Regions from separate parts of the Homo sapiens genome. Here region 2 is linked to region 1. A link is a loop called in an ENCODE intact Hi-C map of the cell type or tissue named here. Cell type or tissue: A673. All regions are shown on one strand. Region 1 has its middle 44 kb from the start of MAP3K10. Region 2 has its middle 6.7 kb from the start of FCGBP.

The links. Hi-C counts contacts between places; a loop is a spot of excess contacts. Peaks named below come from ENCODE experiments on the same cell type or tissue, not always from the same donor. Only the 100,000 strongest peaks of a DNase experiment are listed, where the experiment ranks them.
Region 2: a loop joins it to region 1, with 4 times the contacts of the local background. A loop is called at or near these places in 1 of 110 quality-filtered maps.

The regions. Positions count from the first base shown.
Region 1 is chr19:40,145,892-40,149,891 of GRCh38, forward strand. No RefSeq gene overlaps it. Among named protein-coding and RNA genes, the nearest start is that of MAP3K10, 44 kb to the right of the region's middle. RefSeq lists an enhancer at 1,811-2,105. In A673, a CTCF peak has its summit at 2,369; DNase peaks (open chromatin) are centred at 1,920 and 2,350; H3K4me3 peaks cover 1,522 bases; H3K27ac peaks cover 2,949 bases.
Region 2 is chr19:39,939,359-39,943,358 of GRCh38, forward strand. It overlaps the pseudogene PRR13P5. Among named protein-coding and RNA genes, the nearest start is that of FCGBP, 6.7 kb to the left of the region's middle. RefSeq lists enhancers at 2,311-2,390, 2,491-2,580. In A673, no CTCF peak of the experiment used is centred here; DNase peaks (open chromatin) are centred at 2,493 and 3,213; H3K4me3 peaks cover 1,246 bases; H3K27ac peaks cover 3,653 bases.

The DNA of each region.
Region 1 (4,000 bases):
TAGCCAACATGACAAAACCCCATCTCCACTAAAAATATAAAAATTAGCCAGACGTAATGGTGAGCACCTGCAATCCCAGCTACTCAGGAGGTTGAGGCAGGAGAATTGCTTGAACCCAGGAGGCGGAGGTTGCAAAGAGCTGAGATCACACCACTGCACTTCGTCTCAAAAAACAAACAAACAAACAAACCCGCATCCCTCTAATGTTTGCTTCCATTGTCACATCGACATCCCTCTGACCAACTTCTCCTGTGTCCCTCTTGTAAGGATCTTTGTGATTCTATTCAGGACCCACCCAGGTAACCCAGGATCATTTCCCCAACTGAACAAACTTAATCACATCTGAGAGTCCATTTTGCCATATAAGGGAACGTTCACAGGTTCTAGGGATTAGGATGTATAAACCTTCTTAATTATTATTAATACTTAGCCAAGCCTTGTGGGGCAAGAGAAACTTTTTCTTTTCTTTTGTTTTTTGGTTTTGTTTTGTTGTTGTTGTTGTTGTTGTTTGTTGTTGTTGTTGTTTGAGATGAAGTCTCCCCCTGTCACCCAGGCTGGAGCTCAGTGGCACAATCTCAGCTCACTGCAACCTCCACCTCTGGGTTCAAGGGATTCTCATGCCTCAGACTCCCAAGTAGCTGGAATTATAGGAACCTGCCACCACACCCAGCTAATTTTTGTTTTTTAGTAGAGATGGGGTTTTACCATGTTGACTAGGCTGGTCTCAAACTCCTGACCTCAAGTCTGCCTCGGTCTCCCAAAATGCTGGGATTACAGGCATGAGCCACTGTGCCCAGCCATGTTTTTTTTGAGACTGAGTCTCACTCTGCTGCCCAGGGTGGAGTGCAGTGGTGCAATTTCAGCTCACTGCAAACTCCTCCTCCCGGATTCAAGCAATTCTCGTGCCTCAGCCTCCCAAGTAGCTGGGACTACAGGCACCCACCACCATGCCTGACTAATTTTTGTATTTTTAGTACAGATGGGGTTTTACCATGTTGGCCAGGCTGGTCTCGAAATCCTGACCTCAGGTGATCCGCCTGCCTCGGCCTCCCAAAGTGCTGGGCTTACAGGTGTGAGTCACCGTGCCCAAACTTTTTTGTTGTGTTTTGTTTTTGAGACAGGGTTTCCCTCTGTTGCCCAGGCTGGAGTGCAGTGGTGCGGTCACAGTTCACAGCAGCCTCAAACTCCCAAGCTCAAGTGATCCTCCCACTTCAGCCTCCCAAGTAGCTGAGACCATAGATGCGTGCCACCACACATGACTTATTTATTTATTTAGTAGAGACAGGATCTCACTATGTTGCCCAGGCTGCTCTTGAACTCCTGGACTCAAGTGATTCTCCCACCTCGACCTCCCAACTGCTGGCATTACAGGCATGAGACACTGCACCCAGCCAGGACATGGAAACTTTGGAGGCCACATTATTCAGCCTACCACAGTCTCAAAGTGTGGTCTGATTCCATTCTGTTGGCTGTTTTATTTCTTCAGGTCTCAGACCTTACGTGGACCTATGGGTGCTACTTAGGACGTAGGTCCAGCCAGAAGTCAGAGAAGGCTACTGGAACTGCCAGTTCAGGACCCTTGAGCTCCCCTGTTACATGCCTTTGTGCAAATTAGGAAAAGGCTGTCCTCCCTTCCTCTGGGTAGACACAGCTCCACACCAGGATGTGTGGCTGGTGAAAGGGCACAGGTTGCATTTCAGCCTCCACATGCCTCCTGGGTCAAACAAATTTGTGCAGTGCACAACCTATACAACCCCAGTTTAAGGCACAGGGCCCCCACCTCACCCTGATTTAAAAAAAAAAATTAGGGAAGCATGCCCAGTCTTATTCTTGTCTTTCTCGGTATAATTTAGATCTGCACAAACTTTCTATCATGACTCACACTTCCTGAAACCCTGGAGCCTCCCAGATGTGAAATCACTGAGAGCTGGCTCTTCAGAAACAGTGACTCCTTTAACAGGCGGGCTTGGAGGACGTCTCTTGTGGGTCTAGGTCTTATAAAACTGACTCCTGCAGGGCTGCCTGGGACTGGTGGGAAACCCTTGGTGACTAGGGTCAGGGCTTCGCAGAGCCCCAGCGCAGGGTGAGATTGGAAGAATTACACTTCCGCCCAGGCGCAGAGCCCTGGCACAGGGTAGGATTGGAAGAATTACACCTCCGCCCTTCGGCCAACGACCAACACCTTCGGAGTCTGCAGAGGTTTGGAGGAGTCCGAGGAGACTTCAAGGCAGAGCTGGCAAGGTCTGGGAGGGAGCGTGGGCTTGCTGCGTTCTCCCCGCGCCCCGATTCCTACCCTCCCGAAGGAGTAGCTGCTCTCTTGTGGGAAACCCATCCTTCAGCCCTTCCACGCATAGGGAGTGGGGTGGGAGGGAGAGCACAGCGCCCTGCTCTTTGTGAAGGCTGCCCCCACAGGGACGCTGGCAGGATCCACCCCATAAACAGTACAGTCTGGGATCAACGACACAGCTCTGTGGATCCTGGGATATCCCCCGTCATCTTTCATTCTCATTTTTCTTGGACATACTAAATTCGTCTCAATCGGAATGAAATTAACAATGATTTTTATTTTCCACTTGGGTGTTTTTTGTTTTTGTTTGGTGCGTAGTTTCCAAATGTTCAACAACTACCATGAATTACTTTTATAATCATAAGTCAATAATATTGTTATAAGGATGTTTCAGGGCTCTGAAATCCCAGCCGGTAACCCCAGCACTTTGGGAAGCCGAGGCAGAAGTCTGAGGGGCTTGAGACCAGGAGTTTGAGACCAGCCTGGGCAACATAGTGAGATCCCCTTCTCTACAAAAAAAAAAAAAATTGAAAATTAAAAAAATAGCCAGGTGTAGTGGCACGCTCCTGTAGTCCTAGGTACTCAGGAGGTGGTGGAGGTACAGGGTGCAGTGGCTCACACCTGTAATTCCAGCACTTTGGGAGGCCAAGGCAGGTTAATCATTTGAGGTCAGGAGTTCAAGACCAGCCTGGCCAACATGGTGAAACCCTGTCTCTACTAAAAATACAAAAAATTAGCCGGGCATGGTGGCAGGTGCCTGTAATCCCATCTAGTCAGGGGGCTAAAGCAGAATTGCTTGAACCTGGGAGGTGGAGGTTGCAGTGAGCCGAGATCACGTCACCACACTCTAGCCTGGACAACAGAGCAAGACTCTGTCTCAAAAAAAACAAAACTTGGCCGGGCGTGGTAGCACGCAGCTGTATCCCAGCTACTCGGGAAGCTGAGGCAGGAGAATCGCTTGAACCCAGGAGGTGGAGGTTGTAGTGAGCCGAGATCATGCCACTGCAGTCCAGCCTGGGCAACAGAGTAAAACAGTCTCAAACTAAAAGAGAAAAAAGAAAATTTTCAGAAAATAAAAACAATCCCTAATAGTAATCACATCCCGATAATACTGTGTGCCAAGATCTGACCCAGAACTGTCTGTGCACTTTTGTTGTTGTTGTTGTTGTTTGTTTTTATTTTTTCATACAGGGTCTCACTCTGTCATCCAGGCTACAGTGCAGTGGCGCAATTATGGCTCACTGCAGCCTCGACCTCCTGGGCTTAAGTGATCCTCCCACCTCAGCCTCCCAAATAGCTGGGACTACAGGGGCGCATCACCGCACCCAGCTAATTGTTGTAATTTTTGTAGAGACAGGGTCTCACCATGTTGCCCAGGCTGGTTTCCAACTCCTGGATTCAAGCAATCCACCTACTTTAGTCTCCCAAAGTATCAGAATTATAGGCGTGAGCCACCGTGAGTAGTTCTTTTTGTCAGAATGGCATTTTTCAGGATATGCTTAATTGGTTAGAAACTAAAATGTGGTACACCCACACAATGGGATATTAGTCAGCCACAAAAAGGAATGAAGTACTGATCCATACTACAACATGACTGAGCCACAAAGACATGCCAAGCAGAAGAAGAGGCAAAAGACCACACAATATATCATTCCATTTATATGAAATATCTGGAATAGGCCAATATACAGAGATGGAAACTACATTCGTGGT
Region 2 (4,000 bases), 210 kb before region 1:
ATATTATTTTCGAATACATAATTTGTAGAATTTTCTTAGCACTTGCTCTAGTACTACAATATACATATGTAACTGATTATAATCCAACTTATGAATATTTTACCACTTTGATTGAAGTGTTGAAACTTTACATCCATATAGATCCTTTTACCCTCCCACTTATACATATGCGTGTGTGTGTATACACATATAACTATTTTAAGTATTGTCTCTTCCTATAGACATCAGATAATACTATAATTTTTGCTTCAACCAACTACGATTTTTAAAAACTCATGAGAAGGGTAATCTGCTATAGTTATCACTATTTTTGTCCATTCTGCTGTTCTTCCTTCCTTTCTAAAGTTCTGAGCCTTTTCCTGTAATCATTTGGACTTTGGAGAACTTCCTTTAATCATTCTCTAAAAATAATTCTGCTGACGGCAAAGTCTTGTAGTCTTCCTTCATCTAAAAGCTTTTTATTTCTTCTTCATACCCCGTAGATAGTTTTGCTGCATATAAGATTCTCGGCTGGGCACAGTGGCTCACGCCTGTAATCCCAGCACTTTGGGGTGCTGAGGCGGGCAGATCACAAGGTCAGGAGTTCCAGACCAGCCTGGCCAACATGGTGAAACCCTGTCTCTAATAAAAGTACAAAAATTAGCCGGGCATGGTGGCGGGCGCCTGTAGTCCCAGCTACTTGGGAGGCTGAGGCAGGAGAATCACTGGGAGGTGGAGGTTGCAGTGAGCCAAAAGCACACCACTGCATTCCAGCCTGGAGGACAGAGCGAGACTGTCTCAAAAAAAAAAAAAAAAAGATTCTCAGCAGATAGTTATTTTCTTTCAGCACTTGAAGAGTATTGCTCCAGGCTTTCTTCTCCATGGTTTTTGATAAGAAATTTTTTGTCATTTGATCAGTGTTCCCTATAGACAATTTATAATTCCTCTCTAGCTGCTTCCAAGATAGTTTCATTGTTTGCCTTTGTTTTCATAAGTTAGTTATACTGTGTTTTGGCATGGAATCCGTCAGATTTATTCTGTTTAGCTTCTTGCATCTGTAGGTTTATGTCTTTTGCCAAATTTGGGAAGGTTTGGTCATTATTCTTCAAATATTTTTCAGCCCCACTTTCTTTTCTCCTTCTGTTAATCTGATAATACAAATGTTAGCTATTTTATAATTGTCCTGCAGGTTCTCTGAGCCCTTGTTAGTCATTTTCTGTTTCTCTTTTTTAAAGTTGATTGTCTCTCTGTTTTTTGGATTGGGTAATTTTTATTGTTCTATCTTCAAGTTCACTTCTTATTTCCTTTGTCATAGTTGCTCTGCTCTTGAGCCTTTCCAGTGAGTTTTTATTTTAGTTATTGTATTTTTCAGTTTTATCATTTTCATTTGATTCTTTAAGAACATACTTTCCATTTCTTTGGTGAGATTTTCTTTTCTTTCCCATCTTTGCAAGGAATTTCTACTTGCTTGGTGAAACATTTTTATGATGGCTACTTTAGATCTTTGTCAGATAATTCTAAAATCTTTCATCTCAGTGTTAGATTGTTGATTGGCTTTTCTCATTCAAGTTGTGATTTTTCTGGTTGTTCATATTATGTATGATTTTTAAATTATATCCTGGACATTTCTGGTATTATGAGAGGAGACCCTGGATCCTATTTAACTCTTCCATTTTAGCAGTCACTGTTTTTAGGTTAGCATGCAGGTCCTGGCCTACTTTTGTGTGCTATGATTCCAATGACAATTTAGTTTTCAGAGCCCTTGCATTATTATTCCGGTCTATTTCATTTGCCTGGTGCTGGTTGAGCTCATACCCAATTCCTGTTAGTACCACCAATGGAGGTTAAAAGCATTTTCTTGGGGCCTGCTTGGTGCTGCTACGTTAGGAGTAGGAGACACTGGCACAAAAGGGTGGAGAGTACTTCCCTGGGCTGCGTGGTGCCAGCAGGGCTCTTCCTTCATCTCTGCCATCCACTAGGGTGGGGAAAGCACCTACCTGGGTGCTTTCTGCCGCTGGATAGGGGGCTGGGGAGATGCTGGATCTAGACCACGTCCTGTCGTTGGGTGGGAAATTGAGAGATGCTGGGCCACTGAGATGTTTCTCGAGTTCTAAGGCCCTTGTCAGTTTTCCTTCTTTTTATCTTTCAGAGTCCTCTTAAGAATGTCTGTTATGTTATTCCAGGGTTTTTAGCAGAGAGGAGCCAGGAAAAATAAATCTATGTCATCTTGACAGAGATGTTACCATCATCCTGGCTTGTTGTAGTCTCCTAAGATAGAAATCAAGTGAGATTACCAGACACAGTATTAAAGAGAAAAAAAAAAAAAAGTTTGTTTCCGTTTGTGCAGAAGGGAGGTCAGCACCGTGAAAGGAAAAGGGTAGGCTGCTCCCCACAGGGAGCAAGTCGATCTGTCTTGTAGGGGTCCAGATGCCATGATGTGCCTGTCATCATGTGTTAACAAGGGATTTCTTGGCGCCTGCACAATGGTTCAACATGGTTTTTCATACATTGCATGTAATATTGGCATTTTAAATCTCTACCTCTGAGCATGATTTTTAGCATTGAAATAAGGAAATTATCACTGTAAGTTGAAACCTAAGCTGTTCCTGTGGCTTCCTGGGGAAGTCCCTAAGCCCCTAAAGCAGGAACTTGTGGTTAATAGCTTCTTGGGCCTCTGATGCTGACTGGCTGGAGGTTAGGTATAGAACAGGAATTAAAAGAAATAAAGAATGTGTAAGCAAAACTTAGTTGTATGTAAGAAAACCCAATTCCCCCTGAGGAAGAGAAAGAGCTGGAGTCCTTTAAAATTAACTGCCTGTTTTTCTATGGCTAGTGAGCCTTATCTCTCCCTTTCCCAGGCATTGTGAAGACTCTGTTTCTCTAGCTGTGCAGCTGTAAGATCACTAGACAGATAATCTCAAGTCGTAAAACATGCTGTTCCTTGAAAAAAAAATGATATAATGCATGTCTCAATTGAATGACTGTCTTTGTTTCTCACTTCTGTGATATGCTTCCCCCTGCACAGATCTCCCCCAGCCCCACGAAATGCTTAAAAGGTAGCTTGACTCTTTGTTCAGGGCTCAGTCCTTTGGATGTTAATCTGACTGGGTCGGTGCACCTGAATAATTAAATAATTCCTCCTCAACCCCACGGTCTCTCTGATTCCTTAATTATCCTGCTGCAGACAAGCTACAGCTTGAGTAAGGGGCTTTTGTTCTTTTTCACTAAACCACCTCAAAATAGGAAGCCAGCCAGCTGTCTCACTCCCAGCCAAGAGATTTCATTCTCCTTATTCTTTTTTTTTTTTTTTTTTTTTTTAGACCAGGAGAAATAACTTTATTTGAATAGGACCCGAGACAGCATATTGGGCTAAGGAGGAGAGGTAAGGTTCCAAAACCGCAGTCAAAGCTCATCAACCAAATGGACTCTACTTCCCAGCAACCTTGCAGTTAGTGCAACCAACAAAAGGCCTGCTGGGGAATGTATTTGCCACTAAATCCCCCAAGTATGCCAACATTACAAAAAAGATAGAGGTTTTTCATCATAATTGAATTTCCACAAACCTCCCCAATCACAAGTATTATAAGTGGAAGTAAAAAATCACATTTTACAGATCTCAAACTTGTCTTCAACATTTAGTTCATCATCTTCAAAAAATAGCTCCCCTGCCTAATTCATTAGCTATATGATCTCTCCAAGCAGCAACAAGATGGCCAGGCCATGGCAATCCTCTTCCTATTTCCCCTAGCCACTCAGGGCTCAACAGCAGGGTGAGGCTCAGGTGGAGGTAGGGGGTGGGGAGCACAAGGGCTACATTCCCCCAGTACAACGTGGCATCTGAAGCTTGATGGGAGAGCAGAACTGGTGGGACTTGAGGGAAGGGTCCAGGGCCTGTATTCAGTCAGAATCACTGCTGGAAGAGGAGGAGGAAGAGGAGGAATGCTTGTCATGCTTGTGGTACTTGTGGTGCTTTTGGTGCTTGTGCATCTTTTTATGAGCTTTCTTCATTTTCTTCTGCATC